Linked DNA regions of Homo sapiens: region 1 is linked to region 2. Evidence: read pairs that join two places in POLR2A ChIA-PET (ENCODE). Cell type or tissue: GM12878. All regions are shown on one strand. Region 1 overlaps GORASP2 (golgi reassembly stacking protein 2). Region 2 overlaps METTL8 (methyltransferase 8, tRNA N3-cytidine).

Region 1 (4,000 bases), 390 kb after region 2:
AGTTAAAGGCTGCAGTGAACTATGATTGTGCTCCAGCCCAGAGAGCAAGACGCTGTCTCCAAACAAACAAACAAAACCCTGCAATTCTCACTGGACTGGGATTTAGAGAAATAAAGATTAAATAATTTATAGTGATCAATTATGGCCTTTCAGAGGTAGCTACATTTGAAAACAAGGTGCTTATTGGTCAAAGTAATTAAGTGGTAATAGACAATGCACTTGAGGCAACAGCAAGACCCTGGGCAAACTTAAAGACAGCCTAAGAATGAAATTAAGAGAAATAAGATTTAATAAATGAAATGTGGTCAGCCTCTGAGGAAGGAATAAAAACAGAAGCACAAAAAGACCAAATGCATGGTCAGAGGCAGACTGACGAAAATGTTCTGTATGGGCCTAGCTAATGCAATGGCCAACTGACAGTATTAAACACATCAAAAGAAAAAATGTCTTCCAAAGAATGTAGCCAAATTTAGTTAACATAATTAAAAATGAAAGAATATGTGATGTTCTTTGCTGTTGGTCTTCACTGTCCACAGAATCTCTTCCTCCAGTTTGATTCCATGCTCAGCAGGCACTCTTGTGGTACTAATCTGACCTGAGTATTCTTCTAACTAGAGAGGGGGTATTTTTCTATTGCAAACTGAAAATTTGTCATTCAAATATAGCAGCTTCTCTGCAAATGTAGTTTATATGAGGAAGTGCCTCTTGTAATGAATAAATTTTGAATGCCTCGAATAGATCCTATTTCTGGGCATTTACAAACCTGGGCAATGGACAATGATAATTTGATCAAGTATTGCCCCATATAGGCCAGACTCTTGGATGACACATCTATCTTACTTTTCTCAAACTGCAACAAGTTAGAATACTTGTGGCGAAACATTCAGCTGGAGAATCTCAGGTAGTGTGGGTAAAGATACTGTGAGCAAACGGAAGCTTTTCCTGCCTGCAGCAACTAAGTTATCCTTTTCCCAGCATGGGATTAGAACTTTTGAAAACATGTGGAATGTTTCCAAATTCTAGGCTTTTCTATAATTATGGCTTATGCGCAATAATTTCTCAATTAAAAAGAAATGCTGTTAGCTCTTAGGTTAGTAAAGAAAAGGACTATAGTATATATACTATGTTCCCTAGATATGTACTTTAAAAAAATTGGTTTCAATATTCTAGACTAGCTCTTCCCTTTTTTTTAAGAGGAGTCTTAAAATAAACCAGTAATTTCTTTCAAAATAAAAACAATCAATGTCTGCAACATATCTGACTGGTATGTTTAAGCAGTCATAACTTAGTCTAAAAAATGACCTTACCTGCCTTCTCCACCCCATGCAGAATTTGGTGTAATAATCACTTCTCGACAGTTATCAGTGTCTGTGTTGTACACATACAGTTTCAATGGTTTTGCTTCATGTGTTTCGATAAGGCTGAATAGATCTTCAGACTGCAAAAGTGTCACAGGAGAAAATGTTTCACGTTACCATACTTTGGAACAGTGTGTCTCAAACCTGGCTATCAGAATCACCTGAGAAATCTAAGAAAAAAATACAGATTCTGGGCCCTGCCCCAGACATAAAAATCACAAGCAGGTTTAATTCAATATATTAATTCAAGCAAAGCCTACTTACTACATACAAGGCTTTATGGCCAGTTCCTTAAGATCTAGTTGGCACTCTTAGTACAATTCTTTTACACCCGAGTTCTACATATTCTGCTTTTACTTCCCATTATTAAGACCTGGTTGTCTGGGCACCTCATTTCTCACTCTTTTTTTTTTCTTCTTTTTTTGAGACAGGGTCTCTCTAACTGTTGCCTGGGCTAGAGTGCAGTGGCATGATTTTGCCTCACTGCAGCCTCAACCTCTCAGGCTCAAGTGATCCTTCCACCTCAGCCTCCCAGGTAGCTGGGACTATAGGCATGCACCACCATGCCTGGCTAATTTTTGTATTTGTTGTAGAGACAAGGTCTCACTATGCTGCCCAGACTGGTCTCGAACTCCTGAGCTCAAGTAATTCTCCCATCTCGGCCTCCCAAAGTGCTGAGATTATGGGCATGAGCCACTGTGCCCAGCCTTTTCTCTCATTTTTGATTTAGCAATGTATACTTCCGCTAGCTAAGAGACAAGGAAAAGGATGTAATATAGCTGAGCTAATGCTGTCACTGAACAAAAAGGGGAAGAGAAAATGAAATCAATGAACAATTGAAAATGAGAATTTGATTTAGACTTCAGGTATGCAAAGATTTCTGTATATTACACATAAAATCTGTGCAATTGCCGCACAGTATGTGTTTTTCCTCACAGCTATACCTAATAAGACACCTACCAGATGTTCCATTTAACACCCTGAGGCTTAAGTTATTTTTGATCAGCAAAGACTGAAATTTTAACTCTAAATGCAAAGCATGCAAATATCTTTCTCAACTCAAACCTCAATGAGAAAATTTTATATAGTTCTCACTATGAATAAACACACGAATTACCTCATTCATGACTGTATCTGCTCCAATTATATAATCACTGTGTGGTCTAAGACCTGCCAGTGCTGCAGGAGAATTTGATTCCACCTCCTAGAATGACATAAACACACACCCTAAAATTAATATATATAAAATAATCTTCCAAGGTTTATAGTCCAATTTTTAATTATGTTGATTTTTTAAATCTGTATACTTCTGTCTTGCTAGAGATGTGTCAGATGTCAGAAACTACAGAATATATTTTAAACTTCTGAGCATAAAAATTACATAATATTTAACAAATATTTAAAATATTTTTGTAGCTATCTACTCTAACACATCTTATAATGAATAAATCATTAGAAAAAGTTCTTAAACTTGTACATTTGCTTCTCTTCCTCAACTTAAAAAAAAATTGATCCATACTTAAAAAGCAATGAACGCTGATTTTTGGCAAAAATTGCCTATTAATAATATCCTTACAATCTTATTAAGCCAGAAACAACCATTGTTAAAACATCTTTCCACACTGCTTCATGAACCTCCAGTAACAGTTCACAGTTGATACGTACCAGCACATGCCAAACATTTTCATTTGCCCCATCAAAGCTGCAGAAACGAATGCTCACTCCCAATAAGCCCTGGCCGCCCCACAGGTTACTTGGTGTGACTGAGGTCTCTCGCAGTTCCAATGTTTTGCTGCTATAGATAAGCATCTTTACAGGCTTTTCAACGTTTGCTTTCAGCAGATCCTTAAGAGTGTCATTGTCTTTATTCTGTGAACACATAGAAATCACATTCCTTAGTAAATAAAAATTTAATGTTAGCTTAAGCATCCTATGGCCCTATAAGAGTAATATTAATAATCAACATAAATAAAACATTCAACAAAGGTTTCACCAACATTTAAATTTTCTTCTATGTAAAAGAATGTCAAGAAATTAAGAACTCTTACGTTAGCAACAACTTGAAACTGACTTTTTTCTAATAGCTCATTATGGATTATGGAATTTGCAACCCAACATTATTTAGAATGATCTAGGGCTTCAATGTGTAAAAACAAAATATGCCATAAGAAGTCACATTACTAACGAAGTTGTGATGACTTTGATTATAAAAATCTAAAACATTTACTGGGGTTAACGTTTAATTTTGGACTCTATTTCTAAATACATGCTTTATTAAGAGCTGGATAGAAAAGAAAGTAGAAACAGCATATTAAATATTTCATTTCATAAACAAATAAAGGCCAGATGTTGGCCTTTATTTATATGTCAGAGATGTTGTAAGTAATGAACGAAAACTTAAGACTGTTACGAAAAATTAAACCAACCAAGTGGCTACTGTCCTAAGAATTTGCTGAGATTATATAATTTCTTTATCTTAGAACTTTATTATGGGTAAACTCTAAACAAGGTATAAAAAGTGGTTTTAATTTGGTACTTTGGAGCACATCTCTCTGTCTGGTTCTAATAACATTATTCATATATTGTGAAACTTAGCACCAAGAAAACTGACGAGTTTGAGAGAATGAGATGAGAGAATGAAT
Region 2 (4,000 bases):
TTACAGTGAGAGCCATCCAGCGCAATTTCTGTAGGGATCACAGACGTGCCAGTCTGCAGCACCCTGGGTGAGGCTTCAGGTTTGATATTTAATGTCTCTGATGAATATGGGTCAAGGTAAATAGATTGTTTAAAAGCTCTACTTTCAAACACTGAGACCCCAGAGGAAGCAGTGACCTGGCTCTTCGGCAAGTGCCTCTGTGAACCACCATCTTTTCTTATCTAGGAGAGTCCTAAATCTTTGAAAGAGCCAGTGTTCTCCCATCACAGAGTATTCTATATGCAGATTATTATACAGCAGGAGCACTGTTTACTGATCTTATCTCACTTTATTTTAATGCAACTGGGAGGAAGTACTGGTTGTTCTCCCATGCTGGCCAACTCTCTGGCACATTTCTTTTGGTCTCTGTGTGTCTCAGGCTCTCCTGTCACTCCCATTTCCCATTTCTCACATATTGTCTCAGCTGTTGGTGAGAACTGAAGTCAGGAAACACTCTCACAATCTGAAAGTAAGAAATTATGCATCACAAATAATAGTCTTGCTGCAGGATGGTTGACATTTCATTTTTGTGATTAAAATGTATATGGCATCTGGGACCGGATGTGGTGGCTCACACCTGTAATCCCAACACTTTGGGAGGCCAAGGTGGAAGGATCTCTTGAGCCCAGGAATTTGAGACCAGCCTGAGCAACAGTCAGACCCCATCTCTACAAAAAATTTAAAAGTTAACCAGGCGTGGTTGTGCGTGCTTGTAGTCCTAGCTACTTGGGAGGCTGAGATGGGAGGATCACTTGAGCCCAGGAGGTCAAGGCTGCACTGAGCTGTGATTGCACCACTGCACTCCAGGCTGGGCACAGAGTAAGCCCCTGTCTCAAAAAACAAAAACAAAAACAAAAAAACTATAGATCCAGGCCCTCATTTCTTTCAATAAGATTGCCCAGATTAATGATTTTTAATTCCACATTTCCTTTTTGTAATTTATTTTCAATTTTACTATAGCTCAAATTTATTTTAAAAGCAAGTTAATTCAGAGAAATGAAAGATACATTTGGCAATTTTTGAGTTAACATAATTATATTTTATAATTTCCTAAAAAACATCTCCAGTGTGTCATATCTCAGTTATTTAGCAAATGTAATGAGTCTTTTAAATGGAATAACAAAAGCAGCTGCTATTTTTACTTTAAAATATCCTGTAATTAACTATCTACCTATGGAAAGTTATCTATGTCAAGCAAAAGAATGAGTCTCACTATACTTTACTTTGTGAATACCTTACCATTGAGAAAATGTTCTATGTGAAAAAAATATATAGAGAGAGTAGCTAAAAGTTTTATGCTTATAAATTTAGGTTATTTGTTTATAAGTTGGCTTTGCTTGTTTAAAATTTTATGCAGTGCTCTTAGAAACATACTTTTAATTTCATAGTTTTTAAGAGTTTTCTTTTATTAGACAATGAATTTTCTCACTGATGTGTGGAAATTTCCAACTTTGAGAGCTCAGGTATTTGCGTAATTGATGTGCAAAAATAACTTTAAATTGCTTTTTATTACATGGAAACTTAGAATAAATTTTCATAATTCATATTAATCATATTATATATGTCATACATAAATGGTTTAATTCAATTTCTTAGTTGTGATGTTGAGTGTGATTCAGAATGAATTCTGAATATTTAAGGATGGTTAGCGTGCATATTCCTTCTTTCCCTCAGCAATATTGAATTTAATAAGTGAATAATTGAGAAGTTGCTTCATTGGGCTGTAGTTAAACAGATCGCTACATCCCTCTTACTGCCACTGGCATAAAGCAGTTAACTCTGAATCACCAACCTAGGAAAGAAAAAAAATTTTCCTCCAAGAAAAATTTGTCATTAATACACCTGTTTAGAAAGTCAGTTAAACAAGATGAAGACAGGGCAGATTTCTCCACGCTATATTATTTTATCATTCCTGACCTGCCTTACCAGCAGCTTGATACTGAATTTTTTACTCATGGTCAGAGCAGTAATTCCTCCAATTCCCCTGTTAACACAGATACTCTTGCAGTTCAGGAAATTAAATCATACACTGAAGGTGTTTGTTGTCTCATAATCATAATTATGATGATTGACCAAGCTGTGGGGTCTCAGAAGCTCTCACACATTACTGGGAACTATGGAGTTGCCAGCATTGATTGGAGAAGCTGCTGAAAGCCAAATTCCAGACACTGGTGCTGCTTCTCTGTTTTGTTTCTGTCCCACAAACCCATATATTCTCATAGAGCATTTAATGTTCCTATTGCTCATCATTTCATCATATAACTGCATGGTTTATATTTCTTATAATTTAAAGTATGCAGTTTAATTAATTATGTATTTCTGATCTGTCTTAATGAAGGGTAACTCCAATCAGCATTATTTTTACAATGTAGTTACACTGATTGTAAGCCACACTGAGGTTTTAATTTCAACTTGATACTTCATAATTGAGAAGAAAGTATGAATCAGAAAAGCAGAGATGATTTTCAGGGGGTTCATATTGACTTTGTGTTCGGGAGGCAGTGTAGTGTAATGGGTGAGAGCGTGGGCTTTAGAGTTTAGCAGACTTAGGCTAGGTCTTGACTCTGTTCTTTCTGGCTGGGTGACCTTGGGGAAATTCTTTATTTCCTCTGACATTGAATTTCTTTCTCTGCAAATTGGAATAATAAAATCTATCTGAGAGATACTGCTAGGATTAAATGGGGGAAAAATCCAAGTAAAGCATTTGACATAGTGCGTAGCCCATAATAAACACGTAATATGTGTTATTCTTGTCATTTTTAATGCTACTATTATTGGTATAATTTATGTAATTATCTGATTTCTTTTCTCCTAATTCCTGAGTGGGAAATAGTTGGAAAAGGCTTGAAAATAGGTATATTAGCAAACCCTGACTATTGCCTTCTAATATTACATAGGCTAGAGTTGAATTTAGATGCTTGACATGTTTGGTTTCTGAACCAGATTGCAGTCACGTCACTACAGATTCATTTTCTCTTTAAATTGTAAAAATTAAAACAGTAGTACAGACTCATGTTTAAAACGGCAATCTGATCCAAGATTTTGTAGTCTGTAGAACTGATAATGTTTAATGTTCTCCATAAATTCATGGCGCTTAATAGGAAAGTACACAGAATTTTTAGAGCTTAAACAGACTTTAGAGATACTACTCTAATTCAAACCTTTCATCAAATGAGGAAATTCTGTAGGCAATTTGAATGAAGAATTCAGCTAAGATTCTTTAATCTTTGTGTAAGAAGTAGATACAGCTTTGCAAAAGAAAGAGCTACCTAATAATGATTAAATTGTTATCATTGCTTCAAATTTTCAACTTATTGTTATGAATGACTATAAAATAAATTTTAGAGCTGCCATCAATGTATATACTATTCTGTGTATTTTCTCTTAATATTATTTTCCTTTATTATTTTATTTTTTATATTTATTTATTTATTTATTTATTGAGATGGAGTTTCACTCCTGTTGCCCAGGCTGGAGTGCAATGGCACGATCGCAGCTCACCGCAACCTCCGCCTCCCGGGTTCAAGCAATTCTCCTGCCTCAGCCTCCTGAGTAGCTGGGATTACAGGCATGTACCACCACACCCGGCTAATTTTGTAGTTTTAGTAGAGATGGGGTTTCTCCATGTTGGTCAGGCCGGTCTCGAGCTCCTGACCTCAGGTGATCTGCCCTCCCTGGCCTCCCAAAGTGCCGGTATTGTAGGCATGAGCCATCATGCCCCGCTTATTATCTTTTATTTTTAAATTGCTACATAAGGTTACCCTGTTTGAACTGCATGGTTTGCTTGCTCATTCCCATGTTGTTGGGCATTTGAGTTTTCCCCACTTTTTCCTAATATAAATAGAACTGCTATACACACATTTTTTTTTTAAGTAGAGACAGGGTCTTGCTTTGTTGTCCAGGCTCATCTTGAATTCCTAGCCTCAAGTGGTCCTCCTGCCTGGGCCTTCCAATGTTGGGA

The links. ChIA-PET counts read pairs that join two places held together with the same protein. Peaks named below come from ENCODE experiments on the same cell type or tissue, not always from the same donor. Only the 100,000 strongest peaks of a DNase experiment are listed, where the experiment ranks them.
Region 1: POLR2A ChIA-PET joins it to region 2 with 5 read pairs; 2 of 35 experiments call an interaction of 5 or more read pairs at or near these places.

What each region holds. Positions count from the first base shown.
Region 1 is chr2:170,948,766-170,952,765 of GRCh38, reverse strand. GORASP2 (golgi reassembly stacking protein 2) reads right to left here. Exons shown (of 10, transcript NM_015530.5): 3 at 3,024-3,227; 4 at 2,476-2,562; 5 at 1,308-1,438. Among named protein-coding and RNA genes, the nearest start is that of GORASP2, 22 kb to the right of the region's middle. In GM12878, no CTCF peak of the experiment used is centred here; a DNase peak (open chromatin) is centred at 2,235; H3K27ac peaks cover 1,813 bases.
Region 2 is chr2:171,342,921-171,346,920 of GRCh38, reverse strand. All of the region lies in intron 3 of METTL8 (methyltransferase 8, tRNA N3-cytidine), which reads left to right. Among named protein-coding and RNA genes, the nearest start is that of METTL8, 89 kb to the left of the region's middle. In GM12878, no CTCF peak of the experiment used is centred here; no DNase peak of the experiment used is centred here; H3K27ac peaks cover 1,495 bases.